Linked DNA regions of Homo sapiens: region 2 is linked to region 1. A link is an interaction called in ENCODE POLR2A ChIA-PET data of the cell type or tissue named here. Cell type or tissue: IMR-90. All regions are shown on one strand. Links, peaks and the distances in the headings refer to the core of each region. The heading gives the core; the rest is flanking DNA.

Evidence for each region. ChIA-PET counts read pairs that join two places held together with the same protein. Peaks named below come from ENCODE experiments on the same cell type or tissue, not always from the same donor. Only the 100,000 strongest peaks of a DNase experiment are listed, where the experiment ranks them.
Region 2: POLR2A ChIA-PET joins it to region 1 with 13 read pairs; 4 of 35 experiments call an interaction of 5 or more read pairs at or near these places.

What each region holds. Positions count from the first base shown.
Region 1 is chr4:40,521,196-40,532,012 of GRCh38, forward strand. The region is part of intron 2 of RBM47 (RNA binding motif protein 47); the gene reads right to left. Among named protein-coding and RNA genes, the nearest start is that of MIR4802, 24 kb to the left of the region's middle. RefSeq lists enhancers at 4,383-5,182, 5,183-5,983. In IMR-90, for the core only: no CTCF peak of the experiment used is centred there; DNase peaks (open chromatin) are centred at 3,726 and 4,946; H3K27ac peaks cover 1,130 bases.
Region 2 is chr4:40,642,742-40,653,558 of GRCh38, forward strand. No RefSeq gene overlaps it. Among named protein-coding and RNA genes, the nearest start is that of RBM47, 18 kb to the left of the region's middle. In IMR-90, for the core only: no CTCF peak of the experiment used is centred there; no DNase peak of the experiment used is centred there; H3K27me3 peaks cover 683 bases.

The DNA.
Region 1 (10,817 bases), core at 1,219-9,218:
TTTAATTTTTTTGTTGCTGTTGTTTGAGACAGAGTCTGCTTGTTGCCCAGGCTGGAGTGCAGTGGCACAATCTAGGCTCACTGAAACCTCCACTTCCTGGGTTCAAGTGATTCTCCTGCCTCAGCCTCCCAAGTAGCTGGGATTACAGGCACCTGCCATAACATCCAGCTAATTTTTGTATTTTTAGTAGAGATGGGGTTTCACCATGTTGGCCAGGCTGGTCTTGAACTCCTGACCTCAGGTGATCCACCTGCCTCAGACTCCCAAAGTGCTGGGATTACAGGCATGAGCCACCACATCCAGCCTATTTATTTTATTAAGTCTCAATTCAAGTAGATGTTTTAAAAATATTCTGTGCGATGAAACAGAAAGTATGATAAAGCACTTCTACTGTATACCAAATTATGATTGCTGTCTCAAGGAAAAATCACTTGAGAGTCACAGGCTACATTACTTGATAAAACAAACTATGATTATTTAGACTTGAATATTTGGCAGACCTTTTCTAGAAAATGAATGAAGTGACCCTGGCACTTCAAAGAACACAACAGACAGTATTGATTTCCAATGATCAAATTCAAGCTTTCAAGCAAAAGTTAAATATGGGGGAACCTGGCTAACTCTGGGTGTACTGCCTATGAGTTAGCTCTGCTGTGCAAGGAGAAGAAAAATAATTTTAAAAAATACAAAAAAAGGAAGAAAAAATTTGGGGGCAACCTGCATTTATCACCACAAGCTTGACTGCTTGTCAGTGATTAAAGGCTTTTCTCATGAGATCAGCTATGACATTAACAAATGTGGATTTTTAAAAATACATACTGAAATGTTTCAATATTTGGAAGATCTTCACAATTCAGTGAACCAATATTTTCCAAATAACCAACCATGATGTTACAGAATCATGCATGGGTAAGCAGTCCATTCAAAGTTCAAGATGGGCCAACCAATTTTAATGTAACAGAGCATGAAAATTTCCTTTTTATGGTTTCAGATTCTGCTGCAACTAACCTTTAAGAAACTACCTCTTGGCTGGGTGCAGTGGCTCACGCCTGTAATCCTAGAGCTTTGGGAGGCCAAGGCTGGCAGATCACCTGAGGTCAGGAGTTCGAGACCAGCCTTTCCAACATGGTGAAGCCCTGTTTCTACTAAAAATACAAAAATTAGCCCGGCGTGGTGGCAGGCGCCTGTAATCCCAGATACTCGGGAGGCTGAGGCAGGAGAATCTCTTGAACCTGGGAGGCAGAGGGTGCAGTGAACTGAGATTGTGCCACTGCATTCCAGCCTGGGCAACAGAGCAAGACTCCATCTCAAACAAAACAAAACAAAACAAAACAAAAACTACCTCTTGTAGAGTTTGGGTTTAGTATCAAAGAAGAATGTTCACAATAATCCAAAAATTCTACTATAATATTCCTCCCTTTTCCAATTGCATATCTTTGTGAGGTTGAATTTTCTTTCCCTATAGAATTTCAGTGAAAATGACATACCTCAATAGATTGAAGCAGAAGCAAATATGAGCATACAGCTGACTTCTATCAAGACAATCATCAAAGAGATTTGAAAAAATATAAACGACATGATCTTCTCTTTATCTACTTTTTTTGGAAATATAATTATTTTTCATGAAAACATTTTCATAAAAAATGAGCTTACTATTATTCTTGTTAAAGGAAATTAATATTTTTCTTAATTTTAATTTCTAATGCAGTAAATATCAATATATAGAACCCAAATAAAAGCACTTTAAAAGCACTTTGCATTTCTCAAAAATCTTTTTTTTTTTTTTTTTTTTTACACAGAGTCTCACTCACCCAGGCTGGGGTGCAGTGGTATGATCTCGGCTCACTGCAACCTCTGCCTCCGGGGTTCAAGCGATTCTTATGCCTCAGCCTCCCAAGTAGCTGGGATTATAGGCATGCGCCACTATGCCTGGCTAATTTTTGATATTTTTAGTAGAGACAGTGTTTCACCATGTTGGCCAGGCTGGTCTTGAACTCCTGACCTCAAGTGACCCACCCGCCTCAGCCTCCCAAAGTGCTGGGATTATAGGAGTGAGCCACCACACCTGGCTAATAATTTTTAAGAATATAAAAACAGGGCTAGGCACAGTGGCTCATGCCTGTAATCCCAGCCCTCCTGGCTTGGGCTCAGGAGTTCAAGATCAGCCATGGTAGGCCGGGCGTGGTGGCTCACGCCTATAATCCCAGCACTTTGGGAGGCCAAGACGGGCAGATAGCCTGAGGTTAGTAGTTGGAGACCAACCCGGCCAACATGGTGAAACCCTGTCTCTACCAAAAATACAAAAATTAGCTGGGCATGGTGGCAGGCACCTGTAATCCTAGCTACTCGGGAGACTGAGGCAGGAGAATTGCTTGAACCCAGGAGGCAGAGGTTGCAGTGAGCTGAGATCACGCCATTGCACTCCAGCCTGGGCGCCAAGAGCAAAACTCCATCTAGGAAAAAAAAAAAATCAGCCAGGGTGACGTGGTGAAACCTTGTCTCTACAAAAAATACCAAAAATTAGTCAGGCATAGTGGCATGCACCTGTGGTCCCAGCTACTTTGGAAGCTGAGGTGGGAGGATTACCTGAGCCTGGGAGGTTGAAGCGGCAGTGAGCAGTAATCGCGCCACTGCACTCCAGCTTGGGTGACAGAGTGAGCCCTGTCTCAAAAAAAAAAAAAGAGGAAAAGAAAAGGAAAGGAAAACAGGGTTGTCTGATTTCGCAAATAAAACTTCAGGGTGCCCAATTAAACTTGAATTTCAGATAAGAAATGAATATTTTCATATATGTTCCATACAATGTTTGGGAAATACTTGTACTAATAAATTATTTACTGTTTATCTGAAGTTACAGCCAATTGAGTGCCCTGTATCTTATCTGTCTGTGAAGATGTCCAGAGTCCCCAAAATTTGAGAAACACTGCACTCGGCTATGTCCCTCCCACATGTGCTAAAACACTAATACAAACATTTATTAAGCACCTGCTGTGTACTAGACACAGTGCTAAATTCTCGACATATACAACCTCCTGCCAAATCTCATGTGGCAAGTACTCTCATGATCCCTATTTTCTCATACAAATGAGGAAACGGAAACCCAAAGAAGTCAAGTGAAGCTAATTATTGGTGGAAAGCAAGACTGGAACCCACCAGACTCCAAAATCTCAGCTTGTACCTATTAGGCTTACACTGAACCCTGAATAAATGAGATTTCTAAAGATGGTTGGCTTTTCTGCATATTTTCATCTCACATTTTAGCACATCCATTTCTGTTGCTCATCTTCTCTCTGTTTCACAGCTGTGTGTTCTGCTATCACAGCAACCGTGAAAACCAAGGCTGGAAGTGCCGTGTGTGTCAAGGAATTCTAACCAGAACTGGAATTGGCATTCGGACTCAGAAAAGGATTTTCTCATGGATGCTTTCCTAGGCATGACAACAGCATAGTTCTGGGCTGGGAATTCTAGAATGCAGCAATGGTGCACAGACACCGCTCAGCTCACTGCAGCCTTGACCTCCTGGGCTCAAGCAATCCTCCTGCTTCAGCCTCCTGAGTAGCTAGGACTACAGGCGCACGTCACCACGCTCGGCTAATGCTCATTACTATGAATGAAAAGCCACTGGGAGCCCGGTACTGCGCTAGAATCTTCTTTGAGAATAAGCTGGGAATTTATCCAAATGAATCTGTACCAACCAAAACAAATGCAAACGTTGTAAGCAAGCCAAGGTCCTGTTTTTCACATGATCCTGATCCAGGCCACTGGATATATTTAATGAGCTCAGGCTTGATAGTAAACAAAATAGGGAAAGTAAAATATTTTTATGATCCAGTATGGGGGTAAGGCTATGAATTTCACTGTGTTACATGATTTGCAAATACAAAAATGAATCTGCTTGCACCCAACTAGGGGACCTCCCCTAGTTACCGCTTGCTATAATGAAATGTAGAAAGTGATAAACATGGCCAGGCATGATGGCTCAGGTCTGTAATCCCAGCACTTTGGGAGGCCAAGGTGCGCAGATTGCTTGAGGCCAGGAGTTTGAAACCAGCCTGGCCAACATGGCGAAACCCTGTCTCTACTAAAAATACGAAAATTAGCCAGCTATTTTATTAGTACAAAATACGACTATTAGCACACCTGTAGTCCCAGCTACTTGGGAAGCTGAGGCACGAGAATCGCTTGAACCCAGGAGGCAGGGTTGCAGATCACAGAGTGAGACTGTCACAAACAAAGTGATAAACATAAAAAAAGAGATGCTGGTCTTTCATATTGGCCAGATTTCTTTAACAAAAACATTCACCTTTCAAACAATTTTTGTTTTGTAAATCTGGATTTTTATTAAGGTGAGGCACACTGGATTATTCTAAAGGCAGTTGTGTATACAGAAGCCAGGGGCGAAAGAACTTCGAAAATAGCCTAGAGGAAAGAATGGGACAAAGAGAGGAAGGGGAAAAAAAGGATAAATAGGGGAAAAAATGCAAAAACTGGAGTTTTTTGGTAACTAAGAAGAGGGGCATTTTAAAAGCCAAGGCTTGGTAAAAACCTAGGGAATAGGCTTAAGTAGAAAGGAGATTTGGGAAGCTCCAGGGCCCTTGGACACCTGGCAGTGAGCATCAGAAAGAAAAGTAAGAGTTCTTAAGAAAAACCAATCAACTTTGCATTTGCCCTGGGGCTGGCCTGGCAGTGCTGCTATCAGAATTCAGATACTGGCCCAGCCCTGCTCTAGGGCCTGAAGTTTGGCTCTTGCCTCTTCATTTCAGTCCCTTTAGCTGCCCATCCAATCTAGATCCCCGGAGTGCTCAAAGGAGAGGCAACAAGAAGAAAAAGAAAAAGAAGGACAAACTGAAATGCAAGCATGGACCTTAGATGACGATTCTCACAGCTCTCCCCCTTCATGGGACCTTCAGAATTCATTCTTGTGAAAGCTGTAAGTCAAGGAGGACACAGCCAGAAACCGTGACTCATCAAATTCCCAAAGCCAAGACCAGAACACACAGACTCTGGATCCAAGGACTCGCTTTCTGCTTTCAGAACACGGGATCCTGCCTACTTTGTAGTATTTCAATACAAAGCTGATCAAGCCGAGGGTCCCCATCTACTCCCCGCCAGCCTGGCTGCCCTTCCCTGTCTTCAGAGTTTTCTAAATCATAGAGAAGATAGAGTTTAATTCCATGGTGTTTGAGTCACAGGACCTTAGAACACTTCAGAAAACGATTGGCCTTAAAAAATGGTTGGGTCTGTACAAGAAAGTCACTGAGTACAGAGGATGGCAAACATTTCTGTCATGGGCTAGGTAAATACTATAGGCTTTGCAAGCCATGTGTTTTCTGTTACATATTATTCTTTTATTTGTTTCTTTTTGTTTTTTGTTTTTGGGGTTTTTGTTTTTTGTTTTTGAGACAGGATCTCCCTCTGTCACCCAGGCTGGAGTACAGTGGTGCCATAACAGCTCACTGCAGCCTCAACCTCCCTGGCTCCAGGGATCCTCCTGCTTCGGCCTCCTGAGTAGACTGCAGGTGTGCTTCACTACACTTGGCTAATTTTTTTATTTTATGTAGAGACAGGGTCTCTCACTGTGCTGCCCAGTTTGGTTCTTTTTTTTTTTTTTTTTTTTTTTTTTTTGCAACCTTTTAAAAATGTAAAAACCATTAGCTAGAGGGCCACACATAAACAGACAACAGACCACAGTTTACTGATGCCTGACTTAGAGCAATGGAAAAGGGCTGGCAGCATTGACTGGTGACTGCTGCATGTAGTGAGACTAAAGATAGTACAAAACCTCACCAGGTTTGACGAAGGCAACTACCTCTCCATCTGACTTGCCCAAGTCAGCTATAGCTGTGGCAGAGAATTTAATCTGGAAATGCTAGGCTTATATCTTTGAAAAATTAGATAAATGAAGTTGTTGGTTTTGTGTTTGTTTTATTTTATTTTTTTGAGACAGTCTCACTCTCTCTTGCCCAGGCAGCCACCCTGCAGTGTCGTGGTGTGATCTTGGCTCACTGCAACCTCCACCTCCTGGGTTCAAGCAATCCTCCCACCTCAGCCTCCCAAGTAGCTGGGACTACAGGCGTATGCCACCACAACTGGCTAATTTTTTTTTTTTTTTAAGACGGAATCTAGCTCTGTTGCTCAGGCTGGAGTGCAGTGGTGTGATCTCGGCTCACTGCAACCTCTGCCTCCCAGATTCAAGCGATCCTCCTGCCTCAGCCTGCCAAGTAGCTGAGATCACACCTGGCAATTTTTTTTTTTTTTTTTTTTTTTTTGTATTTTTTAGTAGAGACAGGGTTTCACCATGTTGGCCAGGCTGGTCTTGAACTCCTGACCTCAAGTCATCCACCCGCCTTGGACTCCCAAAATGCTGGGGTTACAGGCATGAGACACTGCGCCCGGACTAACTTTTGTATTTTTAGTAAAGGCGGGGTTTCACCATGTTGGCCAGGCTGGTCTCGAACTCCTGGCCTCAACTGGTAACGCCCGCCTCAGCCTCCCAGGACAAATGAAGTTTAAAATAAGCTAGAATATTTTTTAACCTGCTAGTTTTCATTGTGTGTGTGTGTGTGTGTTTGGGGGGTGGGGGGGTGTACGTTTTTATTTAAAAGTGAATACTCCATATGTACCACAAAATTCCAAACCTGGAAGAATCTTCCAATATAGTCCAGTCTACAACTGTTTACCCTTGAGGAAACTGACCTGCTTCAGTTAAATGAGATATTCTAAGTCACATGTTAGTTTGCAGAAGAGAAGGGGCCAGAAACTTGTTTTCGTATTTCAAAATTCATACACTTTACTTTAATGGTGCACTGCCCATTAAGTACTAAAAAATCAATTCAACAAATACTTACGAAGTATTTCTTATATATCTAGCACTGGTTAGGTGCACTAAGGTTACAAAATAAATGTAAGCGAAGATTACTGCCCATAGAAATGTTTTGGGCCAGGTGTGGTGGCTCATGCCTGTAATCCCAGCACTTTGGGAGGCCAAGGCGGGCAGATCACAAGGTCAAGAGATCAGGACCATCCTGGCCAAAATGGTGAAACACCATCTCTATTAAAAATACAAAAATTAGTTGGGCGTGGTGGCACGCCTGTAGTCCCAGCTACTTGGGAGGCTGAGGCAGGAGAATCCCTTGAAACCAGGAGGCCGAGGTTGCAGTGAGCTGAGATCGTGCCACTGTACTGCAGCCTGGCGACAGAGTGAGGCTTTTTTAAAAAAAAAACAACAAAAAACCCTTTTGGTCTCTCACTGAGAAAACAAGGCACACACACTAAGCAAATATATTCTTCCTTGCATTGTCATGTAACTACATATCTAAAATGGGAGCCACCGTAATCCTAGCACTTGGGAGACCTGAGGTCAGGAGTTCAAGACCAGCCTGGCCAATATGGTGAAAACCCATCTCTACTAAAAATACAAACCCTAGCCAGGCATGGTGGCATGCACCTGTAATCCCAGCTACTTGGGAGGCAAAGGCAGGAGAATTGCTTGAACCTGGGAGGTGGAGGTTGCAGTGAGCCGAGATCGTGCCACTGCACTCCAGCCTGGGTGACAGAGTAAGTAAGACCCTGTTTCAAAAAGAAAAAAACAAAAACAAAAATTAGCTGGGCATGGTGGCATGCGCCTGTGGCCATAGCTACTTAGGAGGCTAAGGCAGGAGAATGGCGTGAACCCGGGAGGCGGAGCTTGCAGTGAGCCGAGATCCCGCCACTGCACTCCAGCCTGGGCGACAGAGCGAGACTCCGTCTCAAAAAAAAAATAAATAAATAAATAAATAAATAAATAAATAAATAATAAAGAAAGAAATAATAAAACAGGGCCATCTCGTATAACTCTGTAATGGTGGAAAGTTTCTGTATCTTTGCTGCTATCAGGATAGTAGCCAGTAGCCACATATGTCTATTAAGCACTTGAAATGTGCCGCTGGCTACCATATTAAAAATTTTTAATTTTACAGATGTTCCTTGACTTACAATGGGCTACTTTCCATTAACCCCATCATAAGTAAAAAATATCATAAGTCAAAAATGTGGCTGGGCGAGGTGGCTCACGCCTGTAATCCCAACACTTTGGGGAGGCCAAGGTGGGCAGATCACTTGAGGTCAGGAGTTTGAGACCAGATGGGCCAACCATGGCCAACATGGTGAAACCCTGTCTCTACTAAAAATAAAAATTAGCTGGGCATGGTAGCACATGCCTGTAATCCCAGCTACTCAGGAGGCTGAGGCAGGAGAATTACTTGAACCTGGGAGGCAGAAGCTGCAGTGAGCCAAGATCGTGCCACTGCACTCCAGCCTGGGTGACAGAAGGAGACTCTGTCACAAAAAAAAAAAAAAAAAAAAAAAAAAAAGCATCTAAGGCGGGGCATGGTGGCTCACACCTGTAATCCCAGCATTTTGGGAGGCTGAGGTGGGCAGATCACCCGAAGAGCTCGAGACAAGTCTGGCCAACATGGCAAAACCCTCTCTCTACTAAAAATACAAAAATTAGCCAGGTGTGGTGGCACACACCTGTAATCCCAGCTACTTGGGAGGCTGAAACAGGAGAATTGCCTGAACCCGGAAGGCGGAGGTTGCAGTGAGCCGAGATTGTGCCACTGCACTCCAGCCTGGGCAACAAAGCGAGACTCCATCTAAAAAATAATAAATAAATAAATAAATAAATAAATAAATAAATAAATAAATATTAAAATAAAAGTAAATAAACTTCACGATGGATTTTAAGGATATTAGACCCCCTTTTTTTTTTTTTTTTTTTTTTGAGATGGAGTCTCACTCTATCACCCAGGCTGGATTACAGTGGTGTGATCTCGGCTCACTGCAACCTCCGCTTCCCGGGTTCAAGCGATTCTCCTGGCTCAGCCTCCCGATGAGCTGGGATTACAGGCGTGTGCCACCACACCTGGTTAATTTTTGCATTTTTAGTAGAGACGGGGTTTCACCATGTTGGCCAGGCTAGTCTGGAACTCCCGACCTCAGGTGATCCGCCCACCTTGGCCTCTCAAAGTGCTGGGATTACAGGTGTGAGGCACCATGCCTGGACGATCATGAAGTTTAAAAATTCTAGGTGGAGCATCTTCTGTACTTAATTTTAATTAAATTATTATTATTTTTCTTCTTCTTTTTTTCGAGATGGAGTCTCGTTCTGTTGCCCAGGCTGTAGTGCAGTGGTACAATCTTAGCTCACTGCAACCTCCACCTCCTGGTTTCAAGCAATTCTCCTGTCTCACCTCCTAAGTAGCTGGGACTACAGGCACACGCCATCGCACCCAGCTAATTTTTATATTTTTAGTAGAGATAGGGTTTCACTATATTGGCCAGGCTGGTCTTGAACTCCTGACCTGTGATCCACCCGTCTCGGCCTCCCAAAGTGCTGGGATTACAGGCGTGAAGCACCGCGTCCAGCCCTATTTTTCTTCTTTTTAATCTGAATTTAAATAGCCATGTGTGGCTAGGGACTTCCGTACTGGACATCACAGGTCTAAAATAATTATTATAATCTGGATGAAAAATATGTCACATTCATTCTGTCACTTTTCCTTCTTTTGCCTATGGCAAAAACCACTATGATCACAGGACTCTTTTTCCTTTGAACATGGGCAGGCTTTCAGAATTCTCCATGCAAGGCGAGGCACGGTGGCTCACACCTGCCACCCTAGCACCTTGGGAGGCTGAAGTGGGAGGATCCTTGGAGCCCAGGAGTTGGGGACCAGCTTGGGCAACATAGTGAGACCTGTCTCTACAAAAAGCAAACAAAATTAGCTGGGCATGGGGGTGCATGCGTGTAGTCCCAGCTACTCAGAAATTGAGGCAGGAGGACTGTTTGAGCCCTGGAGGTAGAAGCTACAGTGAGCCATGATCGCGGCAGTGCGCTCCAGCCTGGGTGACAGAGTAAGACTCTGGAATAAATAAATAAAATAGAATTCTCTATGCAACCATTGTCAATGGCATGGACTTGGTTTACATAAAACGAAACCTGTTTGCCATTCCCGATGCAGATTAAAAAAGGTGACAAAGGTGACCTGGAGAAGGAAGGAGTTGAGGTGAGCTTCAGATGAGATCGGGAGTGATCAGGGTGGTCTGGCCACAGACTAGCTGAGCTTCAAAGGATAACATCTGGAGAGATAAAGAGGAAAGGACAAAGAGTATGGGGTTCTCTGTATAGAGGAGAGTAGCTGCGAAGGAGCTGAATGGAGCTCCCCTGGTCCTAGGACAAGGAGGATGCTGGCCTGCCAAGCAGAGAGGGTTGGGTTGGGTGTGGTTGGAGATAAGGGGATAGGCGGAAGGGTGGGTCTGGGTTATGACTTTGAAATTCCAGGACACCCTGAGGGTTTCAGAGGAGCCTGGAGAACACATTTTAGAAAGGCAACTCTGATAGCTAGGCACAGATAGGTTGTACAATGGACATGCGCTCAGATACCAGGGTGAAGGCTATGCCAGTAATGATGTGTGTTTTTCCTTTAGGAAAATAAAACTTGTTTATTATGTAAAATGTATAAATGTCAGAAAAGCAGATATAAAAAAATTAAAATCAGATGTCTACCAACCACAGATGACATTTTGATGTGGTTTCTTACAGTTTTTTTCCTCCTTCTCTGGCTAGTGCAGTAATTTAGGAATTAACATTATGACTTGAACTAGGAAGATGGTAGTGCGAATGAAGAGGAAAGGCCGTGAAAGATATCGTTAAGTGAGGCAGGGGGGTGAGGACAAAAGAGAATTAGCTTCCAAAGACAGGAGTTCTAGACCTGGGTATTCTGTGGGGCCTGAACTCCCAGCCTTGGTTTTGCCATACATCAATCTCTCTCTTTTTTTTTTAT
Region 2 (10,817 bases), core at 1,843-9,842, 120 kb after region 1:
AAAGAGTCCCTTGCTCTGTCGCCCAGACTGGAGTGCAGTGGCGCAATCTCAGCTCACTGCAACCACCGCCTCCCAGGTTCAAGCGATTCTCATGCCTCAGCCTCCCCAGTAGCTGGGATTACAGATGTGCACCACCACGCCCAGCTAATTTTTGTATTTTTATTAGAAATAGGGTTTCACCATGTTGGCCAGGCTGGTCTCAAACTCCTGACCTCAAGCTATCAGCCTGCGTTGGTCTCCCAAAGTGTTGGGATTAAAAACATGAGCCACCGTGCCCAGACAGATGCTAGTTTTAACAAGGTCACTAGTTCTGAGTGCAGTATTAGTGCACATAGCAAGGGATCAGAGCAGCAGCAGAGGCACCACTTTGGACGTCATTGCTGTAGTGCCTGAATTCATCTTCAAACTCCCGAACTTCAAAACTCCCACACATACAGGCCTAGTGAGCCTCATCAGGTGCACCTAGCAGGCAGAAGAATGTCCCGTATGTAGGCACAAGTTTGATGTCTTGGCAGCGAATTGATAAGGCTTGAAGCCAAGAGATCGCCCAGAGTGTTGGGTGAACAAGAGGAGGATAGGACTAGGGACAGAAACTGTGTCCTGGCAAAGGGACAAGAGCATATGGAGAAGCTAAGAAGAAAGCGTTAGTCCAGGAAATAATTAGATTCAAGAAGGAAGGTGTGTTTACAAAGTCAACTGAGGCAAACGGTTAATAAGACAAGGATTGAAAACGATCATTTTGTTTTGCAACTGGGAGATAACGGGCGCCCTTGACAAGGGTGGTTTCCGTGGAGTGGTAAGGCTGAGCAGTGACTGGGCAGTGAAGGCGGGAAGACAGCAAGCAAGACAAACTGCTCAACTAATGGGGCCATGAAATGAAGAACAGTGATAGGGTAATCACCATTGGATCAAAGGAGAGCTGGCCTTTTGAGATGAGCATGTCTATAAACTGAAGATAAAAGCCAGTCAGGTGTGATTGGGTGTCTTAGACATGCAGGACAATCATTCATCCATTCATTCACTTGTTCAACAAGTATTCATAATCTATCAAGAGTCAAACACTGGGCATACACAGATAAATAGAAACATGATCCATTCCATCACCTTGGAACTACAGACACATGTATAACTATACAAGAGTACAAAGTGAGGGGAGCAGTAGAGATGGTTGTAAATGCCAGAAGAATCTATTAATTGTGCCTGTGGGGAAAAAGGGAAACAGTAAGGGAAAATTCCTAGAGATGGTAATATTTGGACAGGGGATTATTATTATTATTATTATTTTGAGATGGAGTTTCTCTCTTTTTGCCCAGGCTGGAGGGCAATGGCGCGATCTTGGCTCACCACAACCTGTGCCTCCTGGGTTCAAGCAATTCTCCTATATCAGCCTCCCAAGTAGCTGGGATTACAGGTGCCTGCCACCATACCCAGCTAATTTTTGTATTTTTTTAGTAGAGACAGGGTTTCACCATGTTGGCCAGGCTGGTCCTGAACTCCTGAGCTTGGGTAATCCACCCGCCTCAGCCTCCCAAAGTGTTGGGATTACAGGCGTGAGCCACTGTGCCTGGCCTTGGACAGGGAGTTATTATTATGTTTTTATTGAAAGAAAAAATTTTAGGCCAGGTGCGGTGGCTCATGTCTGTAATCTCAACACTTTGGGAGGCCAAGGCGGGTGGATCACTTGAGGTCAGGAGGTTGAGACCAGCCTGGCCAATATGGAGCAATCCAGTCTCTACTAAAAATATATTAAAAAATTAGGGTGGGTGTGGCAGTGCGTGCCTGTAGTCTCAACTACTTGGGAGGTTGAGGCAGGAGAATCGCTTGAACCCGGGAGGCAGAGGTTGCAGTGAGCCAAGATGGCACCACTGCACTCCAGCCTGGGTGACAGAGTAAAACTGTGTCTCAACAACAGCAACAAAAAATACAAAACATTGCTGGGCGTGAGGCACGAGAATCACTTGAATCTGGAAGTGGAGGTTGCAGTGAGCAGAGATCACGCTACTGTACTCCAGCCTGGATGACAGAGCGAGGCTCCGTCTCAAAAAGAAAAAAAAAATTTAGAGATGGTCTCACTCTGTCATCCAGGCTGGAGTGCAGTAGTGTGATCATAACTCACTGCAGTCTCAAACTCCCGGACTGGACTCAAGCAATCTGCCTGTCTCAACCTCCCAAGTAGCCGGAATTACAAGCATGTGCCACCATGCCCAACTAACTTTTCTTTAAATGTTTTGTAGACATGGGGTCTTGCTATGTTGCCTAGGCTGGTGTCAAACTCCTGGGCTCAAGCCATCTGCCTTCCTTGGCCTCCCAAAGTACTGGGATTGCAGACATGCTCCACCATTCCCAACCTGGACAAGGGAATTAAAAATGAGAAAATGAAGGGTGGCAGGGCATTCTAGCCAGAGGAACCACATGAACAACAATGACAAGATTCGGATGTGGGGGTAGGGGTTGGGATTAGAAAGCATTTAGTATCTGGTGTGACTGGGAGTGTGGTAAAGTGGCAGGATTTGCAGCTAGTAAGATGGGTTGGAGCCAGGTCCTTAAGAGCTTTGAAAGGAGAATGGGTTTGTTTGTTTGTTTGTTTGTTTGAGACAGTCTCACTCTGTCTCCCAGGCTGGAGTGCAGTGGTTCGATCTCGGCTCACTGCAGCCTCCACCTCCTGAGTTCAAGTGATTCTCCTGCCTCAGCCTCCCAAGTAGCTGGGATTACAGGCATGTATCACCACGCCTGGCTAATTTTTGTATATTTTGTAGAGATGGGGTTTTACATCCAGGCTAGTCTCAAACTCCTAGAGCTCAAGCAATCCTCCGACCTTGGCTTCCCAAAGTGCTGGGATTACAGGTGTGAGCTACCACACCCAGCTGGTTCTTATTTTTATGGGTGACAAGACTGAGCAGAAAAGTGACATAATCAAGGATGTATCTCAGAGAAAAAACCTCAAGCACACCACAGAGGATAGACTGAAGAAGGAACTTGGGAGCAGAGAGATTGGTTATGAGGAGATTGCAATCATCCAGGTAAGAAATGACAAGGTCCACAGGGCCAGGTAAGAGATGACAAGGTCCACAGAGATGTTGAATGTGGTAACTATTATAGGTGATCTCATTCCACTCTTTTTCCAGCATGCCTTCCTGTACTAAAAGGCTGGAAAGCTGAAAGCTACCTTTCCCAGACTTCCTTGCAGTCAAAGTTCCAAATGTAATGTATGTTCTGACAAACAGAGCCATCTGAGCCAGGTTTAGAAGGTAAAAGCAAGGGAGAGGACAGGTTTCTGGCTGTTTCTCCAGCAAGTACAGGCGCACACACATAGAATGTTCCTGCAGCTCCATCCCAGTGTGCAGCTCTAGCTTTGTGGGTATTGAGAGAACACAGGGCACCCATCTTTTGCTGGTATGGACCTGGCAGACATAGCACGGCTCTGTTCCAGATGCGGCAGTGGCAGCTTTTCTGATCCCTGAAAAATGAAAGTGGCATGTCCATGAACGCAATAGTTACAGGGGTAGTTTTCTGATTCCTCACCTTCCTGGATGGGGCTGATGCGGCAGCTCCCCTGGCAGGCCAGCTCTGTAGTGTTACTATGGACGTCATGCCCAAAGTTCCAGCCAGGTACCTGCTCGTCCAACAACTGTTTAGGGCCGGGCACAGTGGCTCACGCCTGTAATCCTACCCCTTTGGGACGCCGAGGCGGGAAGATTGCCTTGAGTTCAGGAGTTGGAGACGAGCCTGGCCAACATGGTGAAACCCTGTCTCTACTAAAAATACAAAAGTTAGCCGGGCATGGTGGCAGGTGCCTGTAATCCCAGCTACTTGGGAGGCTGAGGCAGGAGAATTGCTTGAACCCGGGAGGCAGAGGTTGCAGTGAGCCGAGATTGTGCCACTGCATTCCCGCCTGGGCAACAGAGCAAGACTATCTCAAAAACAAAACAAAACAAAACAAATGTGTAAGCACCTACTTGCATAAATAAATCCCCTTCTGCTTAAAATAGTTACAGAGTTGCTGGGCATGGTGGCTCACGCCTGTAATCCCAGCACTTTGGGAAGCTGAGGCAGGCGGATCACGAGGTCAGGAGTTCAAGACCAGCCTGGCCAACATAGTGAAACCCTGTCTCTACTAAAAATACAAAAATCAGCTGGGTGTGGTGACACGCACCTGTAATCCCAGCTACTCAGGAGGCTGAGGCAGGAGAATTGCTTGAACCCAGGAGGTGGAGGTTGCAGTGAGCCAAGACCGCACCATTGCACTCCAGCCTGGGCAACAAGAGCAAAACTCTCTCTCAAATATATATGTGTGTGTATATATATATATATATATATATATATATATATATACACACATATATATGTGTGTATATATACACATACATATGTATGTGTATATATACACATATATATGTATGTGTGTATATACACATATATATGTATATATGTATATATACGTATATATACATATATATGTGTATATATATAGAGAGAGAGAGAGAGAGAAAGAGAGAGACAGTGTATATCATTGTGGTTTTCATTTATTTTGTTTTGTTTGTTTGTTTGTTTGAGACAGTCTCACTCTGTCGCCCAGGCTGGAGTGCAGTGGCATGATCTCAGCTCACTGAAACCTCTACCTACTGGGTTTAAGCAATTATCCTGCCTCAGCCTCCCAGGTAGCTTGGATTATAGGCGCCCACCACCATGTCCAGCTAATTTTTGTATTTTTAGTAGAGACGGGGTTTCACCATGTTGGCCAGGCTGGTCTTGAACTCCTAATCTCAAGTGATCTGCCCGCCTCAGCCTCCCAAAGGGCTGGGATGCAGGTGTGAGCCACCATGCCCAGCCTCATTGTGGTTTTCTACAATAAATCTGGACAAGTAGAAGGATTTTCCTTTTCTTCTTTTATTTTGGAGAACCAGCCCAGACAACATAGTGAGACCACATTTCCAAGGTTGCAGCAGTAGGAAGGTCTAGCTCCTTTGAATTCTTTCAACAAATAACAGCCTGGCACTACAGACTTGAGATGGGGACATGTGTTTTCTGTTTTTACAGCAGAATTTAGGGATTTACACAATTGTCATTAAGTGTGTGCCCAAGTGAATTCATTTCTCTGTTTTTAAATTTATTTTTAGTTTTTGAGATAAGATCTCACTCTGTCTCCCAGGCAGAAGTGCAGTGGCACAATCACGGCTCATTGCAGCCTTGACCTCCTAGGCTCAGGTGATCGTCCCACCTCAGCCTCCCAAGTAGCTGGAACTACAAGTATGTGTCATCATGCCTACCTAATTTTTAAAAATTTTTTGTAGAAATGAGGTCTCACTGTGTTGCCTGGGCTGGTTTCAAACTCCTGAAATCAAGCAATCCTCCCACCTTGGGCCTCCCAAAGTGCTAAGATTACAGGCAAGAACCACCTCACCTAGCCTGGTGCCCATTTTTTAAAACCAAAAAGCCCTTTAGTAAGACTTAAGATGCATTTGAATGTGCCTTCATTATGGCATTGGTGACATCTGGTTATAGTTAATTCAATGCAAATATTCATGTTCATCTGGATTATAAGCTGCCTCCTGGGGGTGTAGAAACTGCCTTGCTGAGTTGCATTTCCCCAGCTCCAAGTAAAAGTCCATGGGGCAGGGACTCAAGGAATGCTTGATGAATGATTGAAGGAAGTTTCTGAACTGTGGCTCAAAGAACACATTTTAGTACTGGCTCTGCTTCAATTTCCTCAGCTATGAAATGAGTTTCCAGGAAATAAGTTCTATTATTCCTTCTTACCTGTAAACATTTTTTGATCCCTAATGGGAAAAGACAAAAGAAATCTCTTTTCCAAAGAGCCTCTTATCTAAACATTTTCTGATGTCTAATGAGAAAAGACAAAAAAAAAATTCTTTGCTAAAAAATGTTTAAGTATAGCTGTTTAATGAATTCAGTTTGGTTGTATCTCCAGCACGAGGATGGACTGACTAGACCTCTAGAGATTCTTTATGGACTCTGTGATGAGATCTTATTAACTTTCCTCTATCTTGAGGTCTGTGTCAGAATCATTGGGTGTGAGGCCCCATTTTGGTGACTGAGTTGTTTCTGTTTTCCTCTTGTTTACCATCACAATATTTCCCCTTTCCATGGGGATTTTCTGAAAAGGTCACATGGCCACTTCAGAAAGTCGTCCTCTTGTTGAATGACAATGATAGCCTCTTTCTCTGGTTGGCAACCAGAGGCAACCGCTGTCTGAACTAGTCAGAAAGAGGAGCTTAGGCCACTCAGTTGGCTGAGGCCAGAGGGAAAGTCCAGGCTCCTCCGATGACATCAGGACTGCGGCAAAATGTCTTCCATGAAAATGATGATTCGGCAAAGTTCCACCAAGGCCTTGCTAGAGCAGCAGGGGAGGAAGGAAGTGTCTCCTGGGACCGGCTCGGACTTACAGAGAAGGAGCTCCAAAATATTTCAGAGCATCCTGTCAACCACGCCTCTCCAATCCACTTCCAAAGTGCATACACAAGATAATCTCGTGCCCTTTTGGATCCAAGATAATCCTGCTCTAAGCACAGTAAATAGCTCTGGGTAGAGCTGTGAGTATAAACCAAACTAGCCATCCATCACTCAAATACCTTCTGGGTCCTTGCCCCGTGCTAGACCCTGGGCTGGCTGTTAGACTCAGGATGGTGAGTGAAATCACAATCCACAACTGATGGTCTGGTTGGGTACACGTAGGCATACAAAGCTAATACTAAAGTAGCACAAGGGCTCTGCTTTGCCTGGGAGTACAGAAGAAGGAATGATTCATTCACATCCCCGTAAGTGCTAGCAATTCATCCATGTGGTATACTGGCCAAGGCTGGTGTCTCTGTGTCACTCTGCCTTCCCAGATCACAACCTACTTCTTGCCACTTCGACAAATGGACCATCATTTGTGGTGCTGTTTCCTTTTTTTTTTTCTTTTTTTATTGTTTTTAAAATTTATTTTATTTATTTATTTTTTTAAGACGGAGTCTCGCTGTGTCACCCAGACTGGAGTGCAGTGGCATGATCTCGGCTCGCTGCAACCTCTGCCTCCCAGGTTCAAGCGATTCTCCTACCTCAGCCTCCCGAGTAGCTGGGATTATAGGTGCCCACCACCATGTCCAGCTAATTTTCATATTTTTAGTAGAGACAGGGTTTCACCATGTTGGCCAGGCTGGTCTCGAACTCCTGACCTCAGGTGATCCGCCTGCTTCAGCCTCCCAAAGTGCTGGGATTACAGGAGTGAGCCACCGCACCGAGCCTGTGGTGCTGTTTTCATGTCTCAGTGCCTTTGGTCCATGTAGCAGATGCTGTGGGGCCTCGCTAATATCTGGCTGCATTGACCCGTACACACTGAATACTGCTGCACATATCTACAACTCTCCTGCGGCTTTTCTTTGGCCCTAAAAACACTTAGGCAGGGCAAGCTGGAAGTATCCCTGGAAGCAACTCCCCCCACCCACCTTCTTTGCCCTTCTACTGGATGACTCTGAAACTTGCTCTACATCAACTTCCAGAGCTGCCTGGTGGGACCGAGCTCCAATCGCCCACAGTGGCAACCATCTTGTTAACACGCCATGCATGCCCTTCTTCCACTCCCTGCTGCACTCCCCACACCCCTCTGCGGTTTCCTGGAATCATCTCCCAAATTCATGACTGCCTTCAAGTTATTGTTTCTGGGCCTGCTTCAGAAAGGACTCAAACAGAACAGTCACTTCTTTCTCCCATACTTCAGCCCTCATGCCATTTGTCTCCGGCGGCTGAGCTCTGCCTTCTGAAAGGCTCTGCGGACAGTCACCTCTTCTGTGATGCTATCTTTCCTCCACCAGGTTCCACCATCTGCAGTGTGATGGCCTCCCTCTTCTGAGATCCTCGACCTTATCACAGACCTCTCTTCTTCTTTTGAGACAGAGTCTTACTCTGTTGCACAGGCTGGAGTGCAGTGGCACAATCTTGGCTCACCGCAACCTCCGCCTCCCGGGTTCAAGCGATTCTCCTGCCTCAGCCTCCCGAGTAGCTGGGATTACAGGTGTGTGCCACCACACCCAGATAATTTTTGTATTTTTAGTAGAGGCGAGGTTTCACCATGTTGGCCAGGTTGGTCTGGAACTCCTGACCTCAGGTGATCTGCCCGCCTCTGCCTCCCAAAGTGCTGGGATTACAGGCGTGAGCCACCACACCCGGCCAACACAGACCTCTCTTAAGATGTGAATCACATAGCACTGTGAGCATCTGTAGGTTTATTTGACTTTGCCTGGTAGGAACTATGACATGCATCTTTGTAAACCGAGGCCCTAGTAGAGTGCCTCATACAGAGTAGATGCCTAATAAATATTTGATGAATGAATACATGACCCCTCTGCTGTGATTTCCTGGCTTTAATTCTTGGGTAGACAGTAAGAAGTTGGAAGCCGTGTTCCTGACCCCAGCTCTGGGCCAAGGGGAATTCTTGGTGTGCTTTCAGGAAAGGTTAGGAAATCTCTCCTTCTCCCTCCCATAGGGCTGACTCTAATTGTGATCTTATTGCAGAGAATAACCTCCCTTTCTAGGCCCACTTGCCCAGGCCATTAGGAATCAATGAAGTAAATTCCAAGAGTGTGAAAATAAGTGAGGCCGGAGGACGGGTGCAAAGGCAGCTAAACTGTGGTGAAAATCTCTGCAGATCAGCCTGAGGCATCTCAAAGATGCCATCAGTCCTTAAGAAAGCTTTTATCTTTGTAGTTTTTATCACAGGGTGACAGCAAATACCAGCTCTGGTAGTAAACCAAGGGCTGAATAAATGCCCCCTACAAAAGATAGAATCCTGTAGAGGAATTCCAAACTGTTTGTTGGGTGAGCAGGCAGCTGGTCTTTGGGGAAAGCTGGTTTCAGCTGCTTCTTGTGCTTTGCCTGAGGTGTTATTTTAAAATTTCCCTGCCAGGGAAGACCTGATCCCCTCTGAAGAACCAAGATGAGCAGGAATGGAAGATGCAGGAGGATCCCCTGCCATGTTAGACTTCAAACAAACAAACAGAAACACAAATTCCAGAGCTGGGAGAAGAAAAGTTAGTCTTCCCTGCTGGGTGGAAATGGAAATGAACCAAACAGCCTGGAGTGTAAGAAATGGGGAGTTGGCCTAGGAAAATGAACTCGTGTTTAGCCATGCTGTTAGTAGAAATGAGGAAAGAACCACCGGGCACAGTGGCTCACTCCTGTAATCCCAGCACTTTGGGAGGCTGAGGCGGGCGGATCATGAGGTCGGGAGTTTGAGACCAGCCTGGCCAACATAGTGAAACCTCGTCTCTACTAAAAATACAAAAATCTGCCGGGCATGGTGGTACACATCTGTAGTCCCAGCTACTCAGGAGGCTGAGGCAGGAAAATCGCTTGAACCCGGGAGGCAGAGGTTGCAGTGAGCCGAGATCGCACCACTGCACTCCAGCTTGGGTAACAGAGTGAGACTTTGTCTCACAAAAAGAAAAAAGAGGCCGGGCGCAGTGGCTCACGCCTGTAATCCCAGCACTTCAGGAGGCTGAGATCATCTGAGCTCAGGAGTTGGAGACCAGCCTGGCCAACATGGTGAAACCCCATCTCTACTAAAACCATAAAAATTGGCCAGGTGTGGTGGTGTGTGCCTGTAATTCCAGCTACTCGGGAGGCTGAGGCACGAGAATCACTTAAACCCCGGATCCAGAGGTTGCAGTGAGCCAAAATCGCACCATTGCACTCCAGCCTGGGTAACAGAGCAAGATTCCATCTCAAAAAAAAAAAAAAAAAAAAAAAAAGATAACTATCATGGTTTGATTGAGGTCATGTGTTCAAAATAAAAATCATAATAATTTAAAACTCTGTATGGTACTGGGCACAGTGGTGCACACCTGTAAGCTAGCTACACACAGGGCGGAGGTGGGAGGATCCCTTGAGCCCTGGAGTTTGAACCCAGCCTGGGTGACAGAGCAAGACCTGTCTCAAAAAAAAAAAAAAAAAAAAAAAAAAAAGTCTGTCTCCAGGCTGGAGTTCAATGGCATGATCTCAGCTCACCGCAACCTCCATCTCCCAGGTTCAAGCGATTCTCCTGCCTCAGCCTCCCGAGTAGCTGGGATTACAGGCATGCGCCACCATGCCTGGCTAATTTTGTATTTTTAGTAGAGACGGGGTTTCTTCATGTTGGTCAGGCTGGTCTCTAACTCCCAACCTCAGGTGATCTGCCTGCCTCAGCCTCCCAAAGTGCTGGGATTACAGGTGTGAGCCACCGCGCCCGGCTAAAAAAACAAGTTTTATTTTATTTTTATAGAGACAGGGTCTCTTACTCTGTTGCTCAGGCTGGAGTGCAGTGGTGCAATCATAGCTCACTGCAGCCTCAGGTGATTCTCCCACCTCAGCCTCCTGAGTAGCTAGGACTACAGGCATACACCATGCCCAACTTTTTTCTTTCTTTTTTTTTTTTTTTTTGGTAGATTGCTCTGTGTTGCCCAGGCTGATCTTGAACTCCTGACCTCAAGTGATCCTCTTGCCTCAGCCTCCCAAAGTGCTGGGATTACAGGCATAAGCCACTTCGCCTGGCCAAAAAAATAAATAAATAGTAAAAGAGGAATTAAAAATGAAATAAATAAATACAACTCAGTACACGATTCCTATTTTCCTCCTCTGTGCGTTTGTAGACTTACTGCCTTTGGGTGCATTGTGAGGCAGGCATTATGACTGTGGGAGAAAGAAGGGGGAAAGGATCGAGTTTAAAGAGGCCTAACTTTTGGAAAATCTCCCAATTTGGGTTTAGCAGTGTGCTTGGCTTAAAAGGAAGAAAGAAAGAAAAAGGAAAAAAGAAAAAAAGAAGGGAGGGAGAAAGGGAGCCTGCA